Linked DNA regions of Homo sapiens: region 2 is linked to region 1. Evidence: chromatin loops called from intact Hi-C (ENCODE). Cell type or tissue: endothelial cell of umbilical vein. All regions are shown on one strand. Each heading gives the region's core, and the rest is flanking DNA. Links, peaks and the distances in the headings are about the cores only.

Region 1 (5,756 bases), core at 255-5,254:
ATCAAAAACAAGGCAAGGATGTTAGTCATCACCACTTTCGTTCAATATTGGGCTAAAAGTTCTAGGCAGTGCAATAAGGCAAGAAAAAGAAATAAAAGTCATGCAGATTGGAAAAAAGTAAAACTGTCCCTTTTTACATATGACATGATTGTCTATGTAGAAAATCCCAATCTATAAACAAACAAAATCTCATAGAACAGAACTCATAAGAGAGTTCAGCAAGGTCACAGGATACAAAATAAACACACAAAAGCCAATTATATTTCCATTTACTAGCAATAAACATGTAGACACTAAAATCAAAAATACAATATTTACAATTACTTATAAAAAATTAAGTGTAACTAACAGAACATGCACAGGACTTGTATGCCAAAAATTACAAAAAGTTGATAAAAGAAATCAAAGATCTAAATAAATACAGAGACATACCACGTTCATGGATTGGAAGATTCAATATCATATAGTAAAGATGTCAATTCTCTTCCAATTAATATATAGGCTTAAAACAAGTACTCTCAAAATACCAGCAAGATTTTGATAGATGTAGGCAAGATAATTTTAAAATTTACATGGAAAGGTACAGGATTAGAATAGCTAAAATCATTTTGAAATACATGAACAAAATGAGTGGAAGCAGTCTACCTGATTTTACAACCTACTTTACAGCTATGGCAATCAAGGCAGCATGGTACTAGCAGAGGGACAGACACATAAATCAATGGAGCTGGAATAGAGAATCCCAAAATATACTAACACAAACATGTTCAACTGTTTTTTGACAATGGAGGAAAGATAGTCTTTTCAATGAAGGATGCTGGAGAAAATGGATGTTCACAGGCAGAAAGAAAAAAAAAGAACCTAGACTGAAGTTTTCTACTTTATACAAATTTAACTTAAAATGGATCATGTACTTAAATGTAAAATATAAGACCATAACACTTTTTGAAAAAATAAAATAGGAGAAAAACTTTGTGATCTAAAGCCAGACAAAGAATTCTTAGACTTACATCTACTATAGACTGAATGTTTATGTCTTCTTAACATTTTTGTCTTGAAACCTAATCATCAGTGTTAAGAGGTGAGGCCTTTGGAAGGTGATTATGTCATAAGGGCAGAGCCCTTGTGAATAGAATTAGTGCATTTATAAAAGAAACCTCAGAGAGCATCCTCTTCCTTTCCAATATGTGAAAGCTCAGGGAAAAGACAACATCTACAAACCAGGAAGTGAGCCCTCACCAGACACCAGATCTGCCAGTGACATGAAATTGGACTCCCCAGCTTCAAGAACTGCGAGAAATAAGTTTCTGTTAAGCCACCCAGTCTATGGTATTTTTGTTATAGCAACCTGAACAAAGATAACACCAAAAGCATGAGCCATAAAAGGAAAAAATAATAAATTGGGCTTTATCAAAATTAAAACTTTTACCTTTTGAATGACGCTGTGAAAAGGAAGAAAAGACATGCTATTGAGTGGAAGAGAATAAAGTTGATCCTTGAATAACAGGTTTGAACTACATGAGTCCACTCATACACATTTTTTTTTCAGTAAATACCACCAGCCCTCCATATCCACAACTAAACACAGTTAAAAAACACAATATTTGCAGGATGCCAAATCCTCAGATATGGAGGGTTGATTTTTCATATCCAAGAGGTAGGTTCTGCAGGGCTACTGGGGGATTTGAGTATGCATGGACTTTTGGTATTGGGGATGGTCCTGGAACCAATCCCCACTAATACTGATGGACAAATGTACTTTCAGACCATATATCCAACAAAAGACTAGTATCTAGGATTTATAAAGAACTCTCAAATCTAAATAGTAAACAAACAATTCAATTCAAACACAGACATGAAGAGACATTTAACCAAAGAAGATATACAGATGGTAAATACGCACAAGAAGAGATATTCAACATTATTAGTCATTTGGGAAATGCAAATTAAAACCACAATAAGGTGTCACTGCCTACCTCTCAGAATAGCTAAAGCATTATTTAAAAAAAAAAAAGTAACATCAAATGCTGGTGAATATGCAGAGAAATGGATCACTCACACATTGTTTTGGGGAATGTAAAATGGCACAGCCATTCTGGAAAAGTTTGGTAGCTTCCTCTAAAACTAAATATGCAATTACCACGCACTGCCAGTCATTTATCTCAGAAGACAAAGACTTGTGTTCACACGAAAACCTGTACATGAATGCTTATGGAAGTTTTACTAATAATAGCTCCAAAAATGAAAATGCTACAACTATCTCAAAATTTAAAGTTTGTTTTTTAAAAGAGCGAAAAGGAGGTTCAGAAGTATTAAATAATTCATCTGAGGCTGCCCCACTAACAGGATTAGAATTCAAACCTCATGGCTAAACAAACTGGCACATCTATTACTCCGCAGTAAAAAGGAATGAGCTATTAGTTCGCATAACGATCTGGATGAATCTATAGAGAATTATCTAAGTGAAAAAGCCAATCCCAAAAGTTTACATAATGTATGATTCCATTACATAACATTCACAGACAAAGAAAGGGATGCTGTATTGGCTGAAGTAATTTGTCCTGATTATCAAGGGGAAATTGGGTTGCTACTATGCATAAAAGTAAAGAAGAATGTACAAGAGATACCCTAGTGCCATCTCTTAGTACAGCCAATTCTTGTTATTTGTGGTAGTTATGTTCCAAAACGCAGCTGCAAACACTGAATTAGCAAATACTGAACCATTGCTCCTAGGATGTGTGCTCATTCATATATGTTTCATATTTAAGCAAGCATATCTCACATAGATTATAATCTTAACTCCTCAAAACAGTTGATCCTTGTAGATTCTATTTTCTTTATTTTACAAAGGTGAAAATGCTATTCAAAATTAAAATTTTGTTTTTTAAAAGAGTGAAAAAAAGGTTCAGAAGTGTAAAATAACTTGCATGAGGCTGCCCCACTATCAAGGTCGGACTTCAAACCTCATCTGACTGACCCTAAAGCTGGAGCTTCTTGCACTACACTGCACTGCCCCCTACTGGCTGCATCCTCCGGTCATCGCTGTTTGAAAGCTGAGACAGGAAAGCAGAGCATTGTCTTGTTAATAACCTCAGCGGGAGACGTGCTCTGAATGTAGTTGACTCAATTTTTTCTCTGCTCTGTGTATGTCCCTTGAATGACCAAGAAACCCTGCATTTCAGACTTGCCTAGCCAGCACCCACAATCACATAAGCCGATTCCTCGCAGTAAATTTCTTAAAATATGTATTTCTCCTACTGGTTCTGCTTCTCTGGTTGAAACGTGACTGATATACAATGGAAAAGGGAAGTAAAGCTCCAGATGGAACTTACTAATTAGCTGTAGCTGACTTGAAGACAGTGCAATTGTCATTGATTGTCCAGGTGGGCCCAATTCAATCACAAGGGTCTTTCACTGTGGAAGAGGCAGGCAGAAGAGTCTTTAAAGATAGAAAGAGACCCCAGGCCAAAATGCTGGTAGCCTGTAGTATGTGGAAAAGACAAGGAAATAGATTCTTTGTTAGAGCTGTCAGGAAGAATGCAATCCTGCTGTATCTTGATTTTAGCCCAAGGAAACCAATTTAAAACTTCTGACCTCCAAAACTGTAAAATAATAAATTTGTGTTCTTTTAAGCTACTTAATTTGTGGGAATTGGTTAGAGCAGCAATGGAACTAATAAACCAAAGCTATGAAAGCTGTCTTAAAATTTTCTTAGAATAAAAGAGTGAAAAAAACCCATAAATCTAATGTATTAATATATATAAATGATTTATGTGTTTACATGAATATATGTTTCATTTACAAAAACATGTAAACATATAAATTTTGACACAAAAATTATAACTAGTTTATGTTTTATAAAAGAAATTCAGAAAAAAATTACCATTGGGATTAGGCTTTATGTAAGAGAATGTTCACACTGAAGTTTTTGTTGTGATAGTACACTATAACAGATGTAAGATTCAAGACAGAACCCCTTATGAATAATTTGTAAAGAAACTGGTCCAAAAATGGCTTCATGACCCTTGAACTCCTCAACCAAATCAAGAATAAAAAGGGAGAGGTAAGTGTGGGGAGAAAGAAGATTTTTGTGAGAAGAATATCTTTGAAAGAAGATATTGTATGTGGTATGGCGCTGAGCTGCGAGCCCCATTTCACTCCTATCTCAAGGGGGAAGGAGAGACCTGCCATTTCCTGGGGTGGGAGAGATTTCCCAGGGATGATTCCTGCCTGAGGCCACAGAGGCTCAATTCCTTTGTAGCAGAGCCAGGAGAGGAAAACTGTGCTGGGATCTATGGTCATGTGCCAAATAGCGACGTTTCAGTCAATGATACACCACATATATAACAGTGATCCCTCAAGATTATAATACCATATATTTATGGTAACTTTTCTATGTTTACATACACAAATATATAAAATATATAAATCATGTTACATTTACATCATGTTACAATTGCCTACAGAATTCAGTACAGTAACATGCCATACAGGTTTGTGGCCTAGGAGCAATATATACCATATAGCCTAGGTGTGTAGTAGGCTATACCATCTAGGTTTGTGTAAGTACACCCTATGATGTTAACACAATGGCAAAATCACCTAACAACACATTTCTCAGAAGCTGTCATCCACAAGAGAGCAAGCTGGCACCAGGTCGGCTTGGCCCCAGTCCAAGCAGAACACTTGGGGAGGCAGAAGAACCCAAGCAGAAAGTTAAAGCCCACAGACAGAGTCTCAGGGGGCCACATGAAGTGGAGATGCATCTGTCTGGGGCAAGGGACAGTTCCCATAAGGAAAAGGTTGGCTCTAAACATCTGCAGATCCAGAATACATGGAGCCAAATAATAATGATACCCTGTTCTAGTAAGATACTTCCTTTCCCCTTACGAGTCTCCAAACTCACCCCTTCCTGTTTCAACTTTTGGTGGTCAGAAACTGGCAAGATTAGTGGTAGAGGAAGAGAAAAAAAAGGAGAGAGACTAAGATGAAGCCAGCTAATGCCCTTTTCCCACTTCCAGCCTCAGGCAAATCTGTGCTGGCAAGCTGAGGTTTAACACAAATAGTTCAGAGTTTCTATTAATATCTTGAATTGGACTTCATAATTACTGAATTGAAACTCTATGACACTTAGAATTGTCTACTAAGAATTAGCACAAAAAGTATGGGACCTGCCAAATTTTCATTCAGGGGAATAATAATAACTTCCCCCACTGAACCCTTTTTAAAGAGGCAATAGGAGAATAGATAAATAAATAGGACTGGGCATGATGGTCCATGCCAGTAATCCAAGCATTGTGAGAGGCTGAGATGGGAGGATTGCTTGAGCCCGGGAGTTCAAGACCAGCCTGGGCAACATAGTGAGACCTCCACCCCCGTCTCTACCAAAAAACAAAATTAGCTAGGTGTGTTTCTAAATAAATAGATAAATAAAGTTTTGGGATTACATCATCCTAGCAGTTATATTTATTACAGGGACTTTCCATTCCTCACAGCACATTTCTGTCAGATTGGAAAATCAGCACTAACATGTTTTCCCTATGATCCCTGTTTCTGTTGCCACAAACTGGATACCACTTCAGTTATCAAAGTCTCCTCTCTTACATCCACCCATTCAGGATCTCACGTATTTTTCCTTTGCATTGTTTTGTACAACTATTCCTTCCTTTCCATTTCCTATCCTCGTGGCTCTATAGGTCCAAATTGCCTCATATCTTGGCTACTATAATAATTTTCTCATTCGTGAATTTGGTTAG
Region 2 (5,756 bases), core at 419-5,418, 1.4 Mb before region 1:
ACGGATCCAGGATCTGGTATAAAAATAAGACCCTTAATTTTGGGAATCTCTTTTGCCCTCAGGATGTGCCTGCTAATTAGGCCCTAGAAACTGATGTCTTCCTAGCCCTGTTTTTCCAAGGATTCCACTCTGAAGCCAGTAATACAATTAAGAAACTTGAAAACTGGCAAATGAAAAGTCTTATCAATACTGGATCCTCCTGTTTTTCTGGGTGTTTATATGTGTTGTGTGTGTGACATTTATAAATAAAAGAGCTCTGATTAATTGGCTTAATAATAATAAGCACTTAAATCAATTTTTTTTTCAGAAAAATAAAAACGGTAATGCCTTTCACTTTACGTGACTGTAGTAAGCTTTGGGAAATAAAGAGTTTTAAATACTATTGGTAAAATAAAGATAGTTGGTCTAAATTAGGCAGGTCAGACATTAGGTTTGCTAAATTCTTTAAGGTAATAAACTGCTTCTTTAACTTTTGAAAATTGTTCAACGTAACTGCTTTGGAGCCATTAGATTCCAGGTAAGGTCTGGAGACGTGGAGTTACTCAAGCCCCTGGCTATGCTAAAAAAAAAGTCAGACTTTATCTGTCTGGGCCCTAGGCTTCACACCTAGTACATAATTAAAATCCACTTAGTAGGTTTTTCACCAAAAATAAAAATCACTAAGAGTTAACATTGTAACATGTAAATAAGACTACTGAAAAAACAGTTTTACATGCAAGCTGTGTGAGTAAGGTGAAATGTGCTTTTGATAAAAGATCATAAGAAAACATGGGAATGTGTGTGTTTTCTTTTTGTTGTTCGTTTTTTGTTTGCCTAGATTAAAGGGCTAATGGACTGTTTTAATTTAGAAAGGATAAAGCTGAAGGTTTGAGCAAGTTGTGGAAGGTTTGTGAAAAATTAATCTTGTAAAAGAAATTCTGTGTGTGAACATATTGGCTAAATTTAAAGGGGTATTATACAGGTTTTCCATAAACTGAACATTGGAATAAAAGCACAACAAGGTTCTCTTAGAGCACTGATCTCTTCAACAAAAATTTGTAAAGGGTTATTAAAGGTTTATGAAAATCTCACCTTATGGTCAAACTGATTAAAATAGGATAGATTTGTCTATAAGATGTTATTAAAAATTGGGGTTGACATTAATAGTACACTAATGCATGGGTGAAATTTGGCTTTCTCTCTTGAGTAAGACTTTCATAGAATATTAAAGACAAATGAAAGATTTTTGTTTGCCTTTTGAATAAACCACAGGAAAAAGAAGGAAAAGAAAAGAGACAGATTGTTTGGAAAGCTAAGTCTTCCCTCTATCAATGAGTAAAGGTTTTTGCCTTTTTTTTTTTTTTTTTGAGACGGCGTCTCGCTCTGTCGCCCAGGCTGGAGTGCAGTGGGGCGAACTCTGCTCACTGCAAACTCTGCCTCCTGGGTTCACGCCATTCTCCTGCCTCAGCCTCCCGAGTAGCTGGGACTACAGGCGCCTGCCATCATGCCCGGCTAATTTTTTTGTATTTTTTTTAGTAGAGACAGGGTTTCACCTTGTTAGCCAGGATGGTCTCGATCTCCTGACCTCGTGATCCGCCCGTCTTGGCCTTCCAAAGCGCTGGGATTACAGACGCGAGCGACGGCGCCCGGCCAGGTTTTTGCCTTTTTAAAGATTCCAGGTAATAATAGTGACCTGTGGTGACCTGGAATTCTATTTTGTAATAGCAAGTGTTTTAAACTTTTAACGTATCTGACAGGCTTCCTACAATCAAATTTCGGCTTCAAAATGGTCTTTTCTGACCTCTAACTTTGGGATGCAACAGAGAGCCCCTGAAGCATCCCAAAAGAGAGGTAAACAGGATTATTTGACATGTTGAGTTACATGGGAAGCATTGTCAAAATAAAAAAATATGTTTAACCCTCTTTAGGTTATATTTTAGTGAATGTTATTAATATATGTTCCAAGTTGAATGGAATGTCTAAAATTCTAAGATGTCCAAGTATATGCTGTCAATCATAATTATGGTTAAGTTATTGCAGACCACAGAAATAACCAAATTTCTTTGTCAATTTTGTCTTTATCACTAGTCATTTCCGCAGTTAATTGCTTAATGCTGATGCAGTTTCTGGAAACTTCGCAAGCATGGAAAAAAATCCGAGAATACGGTGTCTTTTAGGAGGTTCATGAAATGATGGAAAGGACCCTCAAAAGCACCTTTGAAAACAGGTTTGTTTTCTTTCTTTCTTTTTTTTTTTTTCGAGACTGAGACTCGCTCTGTTGCCCAGGCTCGAGCGCAGTGGCATGATCTCAGCTCACTGCAACCTCCACCTCCTGGGTTCTGCAGGGAAGGGAAAGAGTAGCGTAGAGAGTAGCCATACGTTAAAGTATTTGGCATGGGGATAATTTTAAAACAGATGTTTCCGTTTGGGGCATTTACCTGTTTAACTTTGGCGTCCCCTCATTTGATCAACCTAGTATTGTTCAGATTGACCGCTAGGGGGCAGCAGAGTATGGGAAAATAAGAGGGCCATAAACTAGACTGAAGCTGTTATCTTAAAAATAGTTCAGCAATAAAGAAATGCCCAGAAATAATGAGTAATATATCACAATCCCCTTTATATTTTTACCTACAACTTTAAAGATCTTATTTTCAATCATCATAATTTATAATATTATTAAGTAAATTATTTCTAAATTATGAATAAACTTTCCTCAAAAATTAGTATTTGAAGACACTTTTAAAAAAAGGTTAAGAAAACTATCATGACTTAATATTTCTTCTGATACTGATCAAGAAGTGGAAATTTTTTTTAAATTGTTGAAAAAAACCATTATATCATTTGAAGTCTGTAAGAATATTAATTAGATTTTGGTCTAGAAAGAATCTAATAATAGAAATTTCAGAACCATTACTATATGATATGGTTTGGCTGTATCCCCACCCAAATCTCGTCTTGAATTGTAGCTCCCATAATCCCCGTGTGTCATGGGAGGTACCTGGTGGGATATAATCGAATCATGGGGGGCAGGACTTTCCTGTGCTGTTCTCATGACAGTCAATAAGTCTCACGAGATCTGATGGTTTTATAAAGAGAAGTTCCCCTGCACACGGTCTCTCTTGCCTGCTGCCATGTAACACATCCCTTTGCTCTTTCTTCATCTTCCACTATGATTGTGAGGCCTCCCCAGCCATGTGGAACTGTGAGTCCGTTAAACTTTTTTCTTTTATAAATTAACCAGTCTTGGGTATGTCTTTATTAGCAGCATGAGAACAGAGTAATGCATTATACCTAACTTCTTCCATAAGTCATAAAGTAAAATACAGCATCTTGAACAATTTTGTTCAGGCCATAGTGCAGGATTGTAATTATTTGACTTGCATGTGACATGAGAAAAGCAATTTCATTACTTTACAATGATGTTTGGTAGATAACTGACACACAGAAGATTCATAATAAATAACCATTTCCTTAACTCTTAGTTCCCTGGGTGATTAATTGTGACATATAAGATTATGGCCCCCAAATAAATCTCTCTAGTCTTTTCAGCTCTACACAGATCTATCCATTTATTGGACAGTCCTCAATCTGATTGTTCAAAGGCATCTCAACATCAAAACGTGCCAACTGGAAATCTCCTCCTCTTCCATCCACTACCCAAGCTTTTTCCTCTACCAGCTTATATAGGCCAGAATGTAAGAAATGATCCTGGAATTTTCGTTTTTTCTCATCCACAACATCAAATCCATTTCCAGATTGTTTTAGGCAGAAACTTAATTTATTATAAAGGTTTCAGGAAGACCCCATAATTTACAGGAAGACATAAGAACCCAAGACCATGGGAACCCACCTGTTGTATCAGCATGACCTAGATGTGAGACATGGAGTCAAAAGATAAAATTTTGAAGCTTTAAGGTTTGATTGCCCCACTGGATTTTGGACTTGCATGGGGCTTATAGCCCCTTTGTTTTTACCAATTGCTCCCATTTGAAATGGGTGTATTTATCCAATGTCTGTACCCTCATTGTCTGTACCCTCATTGTAACTAGGAAGTAACTACCTTGCTTTCAATTTTACAGGCGCATAGGCAGAAGGGACTTGCCTTGTCTCAGATGAGGCTTTGGACTGTGGACTATTGAGTTAATGCTGAATAAGTTAAGACTTTAGGGGACTGTTGGGAAGGCATGATTGTTTTTGAAATGTGAGGACATAAGATTTGGGAGGGGCCAAGGTGAAATGATATGGTTTGGCTGTGTCCCCACCCAAATTTCACCTTGAATTGTAATTTCCACAATTCCCATGTGTCGTGGAAGGGAACTGGTAGGAGATTATTGAATTATGGGGACAGTTTCCACCATACTGTTCTTGTGGTAGTGAGTAAGTCTCACGAGATCTAATGGTTTTATAAGGAGTTTTCCCTTTCACTTGGCTCTCGTTCTCTCTTGCCTGCCACCATGTAAGACATGCCTTTCACCTTCTGCCATGATTGTGAGGCCTCCCCAGCCATGTGGAACTGTGAGCCCATTAAATCTCTTTTTCTTTATAAATTACCCAGTCTTGGATATGTTTTTATCAGCAGCATGAAAATGACTAATACACTTGCACATGTACCCTCTGAATCTAAAATAAAAGTTAAAATTATATATATAGAAAAAGAGTGACATGTTGCTGAGAATTTCTAGCACTGAGGAAAGTAAAAATGGGTTTAAAGGAGCTGTTAATCATTATTTCTTGTCAATGAAGACTGGTGGTATTTCTGTGTCTGTGCCCTTCCTAGTTAATCAATTATATCTGTAGAAAACATTTCTGTTGCATTGATGAGAATTTATTTCAAGATTTTTTTCTTAGGCAATTAGGCACAAATGTAACAGACTGTAGCAAGTCCTATAACTGTATTTTTTCACCAGACCAGTGTGCTTGGATTCTGTCACATCCTATTTTTCTTTGTGTTAAAGGATTCGTGAAGATGATGATTATAGGAAAGAAGTATTTTTCGTAATTATTCTTGCTTGTTAAACAGTCTCAGAGAGAGGGCTGGGTTGGGGTGGGGACAGTGATAAAGATAGGCAGAAATAAGTATGTATGTGTATGTTTAATGGATAGCCCTGCTTAAAGAACTGTATTTTTAAAAATTTTGATGACTAGAAGTATTTGGCAACAGGTAGAAAACACTTGTTTAAAATTTACAGTTAATTTCCCATCTTAGAAAACAGAGCATCAATACAGCTTTGGAGCACAGACTCATCTTCATTTTTGCAGGGAAATCAATAGAATAGCAAAATGACCATTCAAATATATTGCAATTTTACATTCTTTGTTATTCTCAAAGAAATCATGAAGTTACCAGAAATACAAATATCTACATTAAGTCTTACACTTTGGCAGTGAAATTGTAGCATTATATTGAAATGAGACTGCGTCTGAAAGCTTTTCACGTTGGGAGTAATGGTGTTGGGGAAAGCAGAGGTTAATTGAGGCAGAGAACCTGAACCACAGTTTGTAGAGTTTTATTTGGGTGTGGTGGTGGGGGTTTGCGAGTGGCTTGCACAAGATGATGAATGGACAGGATATACTAAATACTCAGTTTTTGAATATTGCTTTTTGTAAAAGGAAGTTTTTATCTGGAAATAATTTTAAAGCTACAGAAATTTGTGCAAGATTGTGCAAAGCACATTTATATTCCCTTTACCTAGATTCACCTATTTGAACTTTGCTCCATTTGCTCTAACATTTGTTCTCTCTCTCCATCTTTATCCCTGTGTATGTACTGTGGCAGG

What was found. Hi-C counts contacts between places; a loop is a spot of excess contacts. Peaks named below come from ENCODE experiments on the same cell type or tissue, not always from the same donor. Only the 100,000 strongest peaks of a DNase experiment are listed, where the experiment ranks them.
Region 2: it touches region 1 in a loop (7-fold over the local background); 18 of 110 quality-filtered maps call a loop at or near these places.

Annotation. Positions count from the first base shown.
Region 1 is chr6:133,913,730-133,919,485 of GRCh38, forward strand. No RefSeq gene overlaps it. Among named protein-coding and RNA genes, the nearest start is that of TCF21, 27 kb to the left of the region's middle. In endothelial cell of umbilical vein, for the core only: a CTCF peak has its summit at 3,027 (motif pointing left); a DNase peak (open chromatin) is centred at 3,022; H3K27me3 peaks cover 511 bases.
Region 2 is chr6:132,528,103-132,533,858 of GRCh38, forward strand. No RefSeq gene overlaps it. Among named protein-coding and RNA genes, the nearest start is that of TAAR9, 7.3 kb to the right of the region's middle. RefSeq lists an enhancer at 1-180. In endothelial cell of umbilical vein, for the core only: a CTCF peak has its summit at 2,443 (motif pointing right); a DNase peak (open chromatin) is centred at 2,489.